Linked DNA regions of Mus musculus: region 2 is linked to region 1. The links are chromatin loops, found by intact Hi-C in ENCODE. Cell type or tissue: gastrocnemius. All regions are shown on one strand. Each heading gives the region's core, and the rest is flanking DNA. Links, peaks and the distances in the headings are about the cores only.

What was found. Hi-C counts contacts between places; a loop is a spot of excess contacts. Peaks named below come from ENCODE experiments on the same cell type or tissue, not always from the same donor. Only the 100,000 strongest peaks of a DNase experiment are listed, where the experiment ranks them.
Region 2: it touches region 1 in a loop (6-fold over the local background); 22 of 42 quality-filtered maps call a loop at or near these places.

What each region holds. Positions count from the first base shown.
Region 1 is chr13:49,323,793-49,329,164 of GRCm38, forward strand. No RefSeq gene overlaps it. Among named protein-coding and RNA genes, the nearest start is that of Bicd2, 15 kb to the right of the region's middle. In gastrocnemius, for the core only: a CTCF peak has its summit at 3,192 (motif pointing right); DNase peaks (open chromatin) are centred at 3,225 and 4,513; H3K27ac peaks cover 1,289 bases.
Region 2 is chr13:49,378,279-49,383,650 of GRCm38, forward strand. Bicd2 (BICD cargo adaptor 2) reads left to right here. Exons shown (of 7, transcript NM_001039179.2): 4 at 1-73; 5 at 730-1,755; 6 at 2,293-2,444; 7 at 4,765-5,372. The coding sequence ends at 5,074. Among named protein-coding and RNA genes, the nearest start is that of Bicd2, 39 kb to the left of the region's middle. In gastrocnemius, for the core only: no CTCF peak of the experiment used is centred there; DNase peaks (open chromatin) are centred at 3,154 and 4,920; H3K4me3 peaks cover 616 bases; H3K27ac peaks cover 2,074 bases.

The sequences.
Region 1 (5,372 bases), core at 286-5,285:
CTGAGAGGCCTGTGAGCCTGGGTGGGTCTGATACATTATACATCTCAGGGTGGTGCCCCAGTGATGAAGGTTGGTCCTAGCTCAGCAGATTAGCTTGGGAAGAGTTAATGCTACCACTCTCTTTCTCCTCTGAATCAGAGCCACAAGCTGAGTGTGCTAGGCAACCTGAAGTTCCTATTTGCCTTGTAAAATGTTACTAGCATAGGCAAATGCTACAAAGAAAGTAGCTGTAGCTCAGTTGATAGAGTACTTATCCAGCATACACAAAGCCCTGAGTTCCAAGACACCAAGTAAACCAGGTGTAGTGGTAACCCCAGCTATTGGGAGGTAGAGGGAAGAGAATCAGGAGTTCAAGGTCACCCTCAGCTGCATGAGTTTGAGGCCAGCCTGTCTCAGAAGGAAGTGAGCAAGAAATTCAGGCAAATGGCTTAATGCGTAAAGGTACTTAACGCACAAGCCCGATGAGCTGAATTGGGATCTCCAGAACCTATGAAAAAAGCTAGATGTGGTAGCACAATTTGTAGTACAAACTCTGTGTGGTATGGAGAGCATGCGTGCCAACTTAGAAACCAACACAGACACAAATCAGCTGAAGGATTAAGGAAGCAAGAACTGCAGAGAAGGCAAATTGAAGGAGGTGGTTTTCTCTGAGGAAGAAGGGAGAGGCTGGGGGCTGGAGAGAGTACATCGCAGGGAACTACAGATTTCAAAATGGCATTGTTCTTAAAGCCTGCAATAAAAATGACTCAGTGTTGAGACAGAGAGAGAGAGAGAGAGAGAGAGACAGAGACAGAGACAGAGACAGAGACAGAGACAGAGACAGAGACAGAGACAGCGGGCACTCAGCAGGACACAGTCATTTATGGGAACAAACACTTCCAACACAGGCCCCAAATTTTCCATTATGGAGTGTTTTTCTGTCTCTAGGCTTTTTTCCCCTTAAGACTTCTACCCATAATAAGAACTAGACAGAGGCGTTTGTTTGTTTGTTTCCTTTAGTTTTCCTTTGGTGAAAACAAGGAAACAAAGAAACAAATGAAAGATCTTTCTCTGGCTCTTGGTGGAGCATCCTGTGGCCAGCACTCTGGAGCCTTGGCCCATGGGCCTGGATATCTGGTGTCTGCAAGGGTTGTTTTGGGAGATGACACCATTCTCCTAGAATCTCACACCCTTCTTGGTCAAACTCCCAAGAAGGTGTCCCCCATTCACCTTTCCTTCTCCTATGCTACAAGCACCCGAGCCAGGCCAGCTGCACCCTGACCTTACCGGCTGGATCCAGGAGGTATCCTGTTCTCAGGCCAGGGGCCCAGCTGTTCTCAGAAGTGGATGAAATAAAACCTACTCTCCAGGTTCCACTTAGCTGGAGAAGCGGCCTTCTCTGCCAGGTGCTAAGGGCAACTTCTGTGGCCCGCTGCGCCCTGTGGCATGTGAATATTGGCCAGGGTGTGTGTGCAAAAGAGAAGAGGCTCATTTCAGCTCCTTTCCTTTCCCTCAAGGTCTCTTGGCTCTTCATGGTGCTTCTAATCTGCAATTTAACATCACTCAATGGAAATGTAGAGTTTAAAGCATGGGGCTAGAGAGATGGCTCGGCAGATACCAGCACCTGTTAACCCTTACAGAGGGCCCAAGTTTGGTTCCCAGTGCTCTGCAACTCCAGTCCCAGAGGACCCAAGACCATATTCTGGACTCCTTGGGTGTACAAACCCACACCTAGCTATGCATATATACACATAATTTTCCCATTTATTTGTTTATTTATTTATTTATTTATTTATTCATCATTCATTCACTTTACATCCCAGTCACAGCCCCCCTCCTCCTATTTCCCCTTCACACGGCCCCTCTTCCATCCCCCTCTCCTCTTCTCCTCTGAGAAGGGGGAGGCCCCACCTTGTCATATCAAGTCACTGCAGGACTAGGTAAATCCTCTCCCACTGATACTAGACAAGACTGTCCAGTTAAGGGCACACAATTTAAAATAAGAATACATCTTTTAAAAAATAAGTCTTAACAATTAGCATGACTTCGTTTATATCCTGCAGTGCCAGGTATTTTTTTAACATATGATTATTCAGTGTGTGTGTGTGTGTGTGTGTGTGTGTGTGTGTGTGCATGCACGTGCCGGAGATTGATGCTGAGTGTCTCCCTCAATTACTTTCCATATCGTTGTCACCATTTTCGTAGTCCGGATTGAACCTAAGGCCTCGAACTTGCTTGGCAAGTGTTCTACCACTGACCTCTCCCCAGCTCCACCTTATTTCTGAAACAAGGCTTCTCACTGAACCTGGAGCTGACCAGTTCAGCTAGACTGGCTAGTCAACAATCCCCAGGGATTCTCCTGTCTGTGTCCCCAGCCCTGGGATTACTGGCCTGCACTGTTATATCTGCCTTGACAAGAAATAGCATTTTATAGCCCCCGGAGATGTCAGAAACTCTTCCAAGCATCCCATCTCTACCCAGCTAGAGTTCTCCAAGTCGTCCCGTTTGTCAAACCCAAGTGGGCACCTAGTCTAGTCCCCTAGGGCACACACCTGCTAGATCTGCTTGATCACTGATCTTGGAAGGGTTCTTCAGGTGTCAATAGTGAGTTACACAGGGCCACACCCACTTGGGTATCCCGTCAATAACTCACTTCCCCTCTGCTGTCTGCCCACAGCCATGCTACTGGTCACAGCTTATAAGTCAGCGACATCCTAAAACAAGAGCTTTTAGCATTGTGCAATCCTTCCACCACTGCAAGGAAAGCAGTCCATGGCCATCCCATCTGGTGCCTTGGCTCTGAGTTTCTCCTTAGTAGGTCATGGTATAGTGGCCTTGGGGGTCAGATTTTAGCCATTCACTGTAAAGTAGCTATCTATAAATTAAATGGCTCTACAGCTCAGTGGGGATTGCTCACAGGGTACCATCACTGTGGCCATGGACGTGGCAGACCCCCAGATGTTTCTCTAGCCATCTTGTGGGTGTGCTCAAGCACCCACTTGCAGCCCTCACAGGATGTGCCTTCTCACTGTGGATCTCTTCTCAGCACTGTCTTCCCCAGAGTGTCTCTTTGCTGTCACTCATGTGTCTTGGGGATTCAGATTTCAGGATTATTTTAGGTTCCTCAGGCTTAGTGGAGTTCCAGTTAATGTCCACTTTCAAGCCAGTAATTTTTGTCTCTAACAATAGGTATCATACATAGCAACAGAGACCTTGTCCAAAATTCCAGTTCTAACCACTGGGTGGCGATCACAGACTCCTGACATCAACCCCAATCTAAGGTTTACCTTTGTTACCTTTGTGTGTGTGTGTGTGTGTGTGTGTGTGTGTGTGTGTGTGTGTGTGTGTACCACATGATGCTCTGAAGAGAATTTCTTGGTGGTAAGATTGCAGTGTCTAATGTTATCATTAATTAATGCAATCATCTTTCTGCCTGGCAGGTATTGTATAATGTTTCAAATTAATGGTATATAATAATGTCCATGGGATTATGTGATCCCGTATGTTCTCAGTTCACATGGGCTGAGGAGCAAGCTTACCTATTTGCCATCTCGAAACAGGAGTGGAAGGGGGTCTCTAATCTGATGTAGCACCAATCCCACACACAAGTTCTGAGTGAGGAGATAACTGCAGTCACCACACAGAAATCCATTCAGACATTCCTGCATATTCTCAGGTCAGGTTCCTCAAGCCAGCAGCCACTACCTCCTCATATCCTTCCCATTGAACTGGAGCCCCCGTCAGGACTTTATCAACAGGGTAGTGCAATTACAGTTTATAGGGGTCCTGTATCCAAGTATGCAGAAAAGTTTCTTCTACGGCCCCTGGGAACCTCACTCACATATTTGAAGGTATTTGGAAGTGGAGCCTTTAGGAGGTTGTGAGGGTGGGGCACCTGTCTTGGGATTAGTGGTCAGAGACTCCCCGACACTCCTTACCCACTCGCTTTTCTATCCACCTCCTTTCACGCTTCTGATTGCGGGACATGTAAAAGAAACAGACTATTTTTCTTCTTCTCTATTTCGTGTTTTGTGCTGTTGTTTCTATCCAAAGATTAAAGAAGACAGAACTCTGCTTTAAAAAATTGTAAAGAAGCCACTTGGCAGAAATTCAAATTCCTCTGGGGTCAGAACTTTTTTGAAATAAAAATTTGAGGGCAAGGTTGCACTTGGTGCTGAAATTTCCATTTTGCTTACCAGCTGAAGGGCTCTACATTAGCCACTTGCGTACGATTGAAGCCTAGCTCTGACCCCTCAGGACTGATTCATATTGGGACGAAAACCTCAGTGGGACCCATGCTAAGAGTGCTTGATACTTGATCTGACACAGATGCTCACCCTTTTGCAAAAATAAAACCTTTTATCTTCATGAAATGCTTAGGATTGTGTGGTCATTTTATTGAGATTCATTTCTAACCTAGTGTAGAAGCCAGAGAAGACTTCACTGTGGCCACGGTGAGAACCCAATTTTCTGCTCAAGCACAGATCTTGGCCAAAGGTAGAAGCCATCTTGGCTCCGAGTATAAGCTGGCAAGCCTTTGGCTGAATGCTCAACTGTGAAGTCACAGAGGCCCAAGCCGGGAAGCAAGACTTAGGCATAAAAATAAATAAAACAAAACAGCCTGACATCATCAGGGAGACAGAGTTTGGGAACAGACACACACACAAACAAAAACACTATCTGAGTTGGTACAATGCTGGACTTCAAATGCCAAGTACATAACAAGCGCTCAGGAAAAAAAAAAAAAAAAAAAAAAGAAAGAAAGAAAAAAGAAATCCAGAGGAATTGTATCCCATTGTCTCCAGACACTGCATTAACAGACAACGCCTTCAAGGCAGCTGTTGTAAAGAAGTTCAAAGATGAAATTTTTGAGAGAAGGTAAGTAGCTAAAAGATATGCATAACAGTAACAATTCAGCGGATAGGGAAATTCAACAACAGGTTATGCAGAAGAACCAAGAGGAAATTCTAATTTGGGAGCTGAGGAGCCTAAGGACAGAAGAGGAGCACCTCCTAAAAACACTGTGATGATTGACCAGGGAGTGGCACCATTTGGAGGTGTGACCTGGTTGTAGTAGGTGTGTCACTGTGGGTGTGGGCTTAACACTCTCACCCTAGGTGCCTGGAAGTCAGTCTTCCACTAGCAGCCTTCAGGTGAAGATGTAGAACTCTCAGCTCTGCCTGCACCATGCCTGCCTGGATGTTGCCTTGCTCCCACCTTGATGATAATGGACTGAACCTCTGAACCTGTAAGCCAGCCCCAATTAAATGTTGTTTTTTTATAAGTCTTGCCCAGGTCATGGTGTCTGTTCACAGCAGTAAAACTCTAAGACAGAAGTTGGTACCAGGAGTTGGGTATTGCAGTGATAGGCCTGACCATGCTTTTATTTGAAA
Region 2 (5,372 bases), core at 80-5,079, 54 kb after region 1:
CAGCCTCGTCTCTGACCTGCTCAGTGAGCTCCACATATCTGAGATCCAGAAGCTGAAACAGCAGCTGGTGCAGGTGAGCGCGCAGAGCCTCATGCCCCATCCCTCCCTCTCCCCGTGCCTTTTGCAACACTGTAAGCTGTGCTTTTGTGACATGTAGCTGCCTTTAACTTCCTCATACCATACATGAAATTCTTACTGGTAAAGAGTAGTGTCCCAGAGGAGTAGGTTCCTGATTACTGTGTAAGGTTTAGTACCTTGGTACCCATGCTGCTCCCTTTGCTACCCAAATCATGTATGGGTGAGGTGACCTGTCCCTCGTGTAACTCCTACCTACAGACCACAGCTAGAGTCTTTGCAGGGCCATACATCGTCATATCTGAAAGTTTACTGTTGATCTATAAATGAGTGTTCTCCACAACATGAGAAAGGGAAGTGGCGGAGAGCTGGGACACTTAGGGACCCTGCCAGCATGCCCTGGACCCAGAGTTCCACAAATGAAACCCAGCTCCACCCCAGCACATGTTTAGTGACCTCTTATGGATGAGCACTATTGTTGGTGATAGTCATGGTCGCTGTGGTGAATTCTGTCCAGTCTGCTGTCAACAAGTGGCATGGGCAGGGAATTTACATAGCCCTTGGCCCATCTGGCTCAGCATGAGATGTTGTTTGGTCATCCTAGAGTCTTCTAAGCCTTGTTGACCTGTTTTCCTGCTATAACTACCTTTGCAGATGGAGCGGGAGAAGGTGGGCCTGCTGGCAACACTGCAGGACACACAGAAGCAGCTGGAGCAGGCTCGGGGAACCCTCTCTGAGCAGCATGAGAAGGTGAATCGTCTCACAGAGAACCTTAGTGCCCTCCGGCGCCTGCAGGCTGGCAAGGAGCGACAGACCTCGTTGGATAATGAGAAGGACCGTGACAGCCACGAAGACGGTGACTACTATGAGGTGGACATCAATGGGCCTGAGATCCTGGCCTGCAAGTACCACGTGGCTGTGGCTGAGGCTGGCGAGCTCCGGGAGCAGCTCAAGGCGTTGCGCAGCACACACGAAGCTCGCGAAGCCCAGCACGCAGAAGAAAAGGGCCGGTATGAGGCTGAGGGCCAGGCACTCACTGAGAAGATCTCTCTGCTGGAGAAGGCTAGCCACCAGGACCGAGAGCTGCTGGCCCATCTGGAAAAGGAGCTGAAGAAGGTGAGCGATGTGGCTGGTGAGACCCAGGGCAGCCTGAATGTGGCTCAGGATGAGCTGGTGACCTTCAGCGAGGAGCTGGCCAACCTCTACCACCATGTGTGCATGTGCAACAACGAGACGCCCAACCGTGTCATGCTCGACTATTATCGTGAGGGCCAGGGCAAGGCTGGCCGCACCAGCCCAGAGGGCCGCGGGCGCCGGTCACCTGTCCTCTTGCCCAAGGGGCTGTTGGCCACAGAGGTGGGCCGAGCAGATGGTGGGACTGGGGACAACAGTCCTTCACCCAGTTCTTCACTGCCGTCACCTCTGAGTGACCCCCGCCGGGAACCTATGAACATCTACAACCTGATCGCCATCATCCGAGACCAGATCAAGCACCTGCAGGCAGCCGTGGACCGTACGACCGAGCTGTCCCGGCAGCGGATTGCCTCGCAGGAGCTGGGCCCTGCTGTGGACAAGGACAAGGAAGCACTCATGGAGGAGATCCTCAAGCTGAAGTCCCTGCTGAGTACCAAGCGGGAGCAGATCACCACACTGCGCACCGTGCTCAAGGCCAACAAGCAGGTGAGAGGAGTGGGAGGGGGCGCTGCCACCAGAGCCTGCTGGGGGGCGCTGCCTCCAGAGCCTGCTGTTGGGAGGGATCACTGCCCACTGCTGCCACAGCCCCTAGGCCTGTGCCATCACCTTGTTGCTGCTGTCTCCTTCCTCAGGGCTTCCAGCCAGGGGATGGAGTGAGTGTGGGGATTAGAGGGTGCTTTAGCCAGAGCTTTTCAGTCATTAAGTACTGCTGCTTCTGTCCACCTTACAGTTGCTCACGCTGTGGTAACAGAGAGCAGTGGTCTGAGTGCCCTGTGGGTTCTCCAGGACAGAGTCTATGGTGCATCATTCTTCCTTGCTAATCAGGGTTGAAGCTAGGACTTACTGAGGCAAACTGGCATGCCAGGAGCATGGCTAGCATTTTGTCCCGACAGCTGCATGAGAAAAAATTTTTTTCAGAGAATTTTTCATGGTCAGCAGTTCCACCTTGGGCCCAGGGTTTCCACCTTGAACACAGGGCCTTACACCCTTCACCACCCCACTTTCTACTTCTCTGTCCCCCAGACAGCTGAGGTGGCCCTGGCCAACCTGAAGAGCAAGTATGAGAACGAGAAGGCCATGGTGACCGAGACCATGATGAAGCTACGGAACGAGCTCAAGGCCCTCAAGGAAGACGCAGCCACCTTCTCCTCCCTGCGTGCCATGTTTGCCACCAGGTACCTGCTACACTGTGATACTCTCCCTTCTGCAGCCTCTCTTCCCTGGAGCTACCTGTTAGCCTTACCCACAGCCTCCAGCCTCATTCCAGAGTCCCACAGGCCTGTTGGTTCAGCACTGTAGTAGCCCTGCCAGGCCCCCAACACAGCTCAAGGTTTGGAGACTACAGCCCAGTCCCAGCATGTGTGTGGGGCTGCCCTTCTCGACTGAGGAGGAGGAAAGTTTATGCGGTCCCAGGGCCCTCAGGTGGCTGCTCCCCAGCCTCCCGTGCCTCTTGTAGGCAGTGCCATTTTGGTAGACATTCAGCAGAGGTGTGCATCCATTTCCCTGTTCCCATTTCCCTCTTCATGACCCTGGATGCTCCATTTCCTGTGCTTTGAGCATAGGAGTCCTAGAAGCAAAGGGCTAAGGGAGTGAGCTCAGGGGATGGGGAGTACAGTTTTGAGGTCTAGTTACCAGTGGTGACAGATGCGGCCCAGACTAGTTTGTTATTCCTCTCCTGTAGTGTAGTCAGGGCTCCAACGCAGCCAGTTTGCCATCCATTCCCAGCCTTCCTGTCAGGGATGGGCAAGCGAGCTTTAGGCCTGGGGTTATGCAGTTTCCTTCCTCTCCCCTGGGGGTTCTTCCTGTGGCCTGGGAAAGAGCAGTCTTAAAGGGTGGAAAACAAGGCCCCTGCCTATCACCCTCCAAAGACAGGTGGTGCCACCTGCTGCTCAGTGTTGGAATGACAGTGTGGGGATGGCAAGGCTGAGCACCGAAACTGGGTCAGCTGGCTGTTTCCTGTAAAGTGTGAAGAAGCTGAGACAGGATGGGCCAGGACCTGTTTCCCTCCCTCCAGCCCCAGTCTCTTAGCATCCCTGCAGGTAGGTCCTGCCAAGGCAGGCACAAGCAGAAGAGTCCAGCATTTCTCTGGACATTTCCTACCAGATCTTAGGGGAAGAAAAACATTTTTTTGAGACAGGTCTCACTATGTAGCCCAGGAACTTGCTATGTGGATCAGGCTGGCCTAGAACTCATGGAACTCTTCTTCCCTCTGCAGCCCACCCCCACTCCCACCCCAAACCCTACCCCACCCTACCCCCTTGGTGGGATTAGGAAAGAATTCTTGTAATTCCTCAGCATCTTGTACAAATCATAACCTTTGAAGTTTGTTCTGTTTATAAAGACCTGACTTTTCTGGTGAATCCGGGATTTCAAACATATGAGGAAGACAGTATGTAGTCTCTGAGGGGAGCTCTTAGGCACCAGCAGGGTGTGGGTAAAGCAGAGCCATGGGTAGCAGAAGGGCAGTGCTTAGAGCCCATGTGTCCACCACCACCTCTAGAGACACTTGCCCAGTGTCTTAAGATTCCACCAGACCCAAACTAGGCAGGTGTGCCGGTGTCACCCAGGGAACCTTGGCCAGGCTCTCTCCCTCCACTCGATGGGGGTGGGGCATGCTGCATCACAGCAGGTGGAGGCTTGGGTGCTCTGATTGTCACTCAGCAAAGGCTTACTAACCACCAGCTACGGTTTGCAGTAGGATCAAGCTCAGTCCTCTCTCAGTTTACACCCAGATCCTGGGAGCTAGTGATGTCCCAGTATCTGAGATACCTTTTTGTTCTTAAAGTGGGAGAGAGCTTACTGGAAGAAAGTCAAATGGATGAGCGCCAAGCCTTGCTTATCAGAACCACTTCAAGCCTGCAAACAAATACCCCCATGTCTTAGGGTTGCTGTAATGAAATACCATGGCCCAAAACTACTTGGGGAGTGTATTTTACCTGATAGCTTCTAGTTAATCAGCTAGGGAAGTTAGGGCAGGAGCCGGTGCAGAGGCCATGGAGGGGTGCTGCTTACTTGCATGCTCCTCGTGGCTTGCTCAGCCTGCTTTCTAACAACACCCAGGACCCAGGCATGGCCCCACCATGGTGAGCTGGGCCTTCCCACATCACTAATTAAGAGAATGTATCACTGGCTTACCCAAAGACCAATCTGGCAGAGGTATTTTCTCAATTGAGGTACCCTCTTCCCAAATGACTATAGTCTCTATGTCAGGCTAACATAGAAAGTAGCCAGCACTCCCCAAGCCTTCTGCCCTCTCTCCCTGCAAAGAAACAAATGCAGTACCACTGAGTTGAAGGTAACCTTGCTGTTCTGTTTGAGCACTGCCTCTCTCGTCCTGGCCATGGCCTTATTCCAAAGGAGCCTTTGCACCAGGAACCAGAACAAGCTTCACCAGCTCTGGCCCCAGCTCAGGCTCCAGGAGAGATGCCTTGGAGTGCAGTGGGCACCCGGGCCTGCTCTCCCTCTCAGCCTCTCAGCTGTGCTTTGTCTCCACAGGTGTGACGAATACATCACACAGCTGGATGAGATGCAGCGGCAGCTGGCAGCTGCCGAGGACGAGAAGAAGACCCTTAACTCTCTGTTGCGCATGGCCATCCAGCAGAAGCTGGCGCTCACCCAGCGGCTGGAGCTGCTGGAGCTGGACCATGAACAGACCCGCAGGGGCCGCAGCAAGGCCGCCTCCAAGGCCAAGCCAGCCTCACCGAGCGTAAGTCACACCTGCGCCTGCGCCAGCGAGAGGGCGGAGGGCGCCGGGCTGGCCAACCAGGTGTTCTGCAGCGAGAAGCACAGCATTTACTGTGATTAGGGCTGTGGGGCGCCGCACACCTAACGTCCGCTTCACCTCAACTAACCCAGCTGCAGCAGCGGGACAGCAGTGCTAGGCCGCTCCTAACGTGACTAACGCACAGAGGGCGGCACTCTAGGCAAGTGGCAGCGTTGGGGTACATCTGTAACCAGGACACTTTGAGCTTTGTGCTGCTTTTCATGCCACAGCCCCGCCCCCAGGATATACCATGTCAGTTGCTGTCCTTTGGGATGCTGGTATCAAAAGTAGGGGTGAAGCTGCACACCTTTGTGGAAGACAGCGGAGTGAAAGTTTTCCA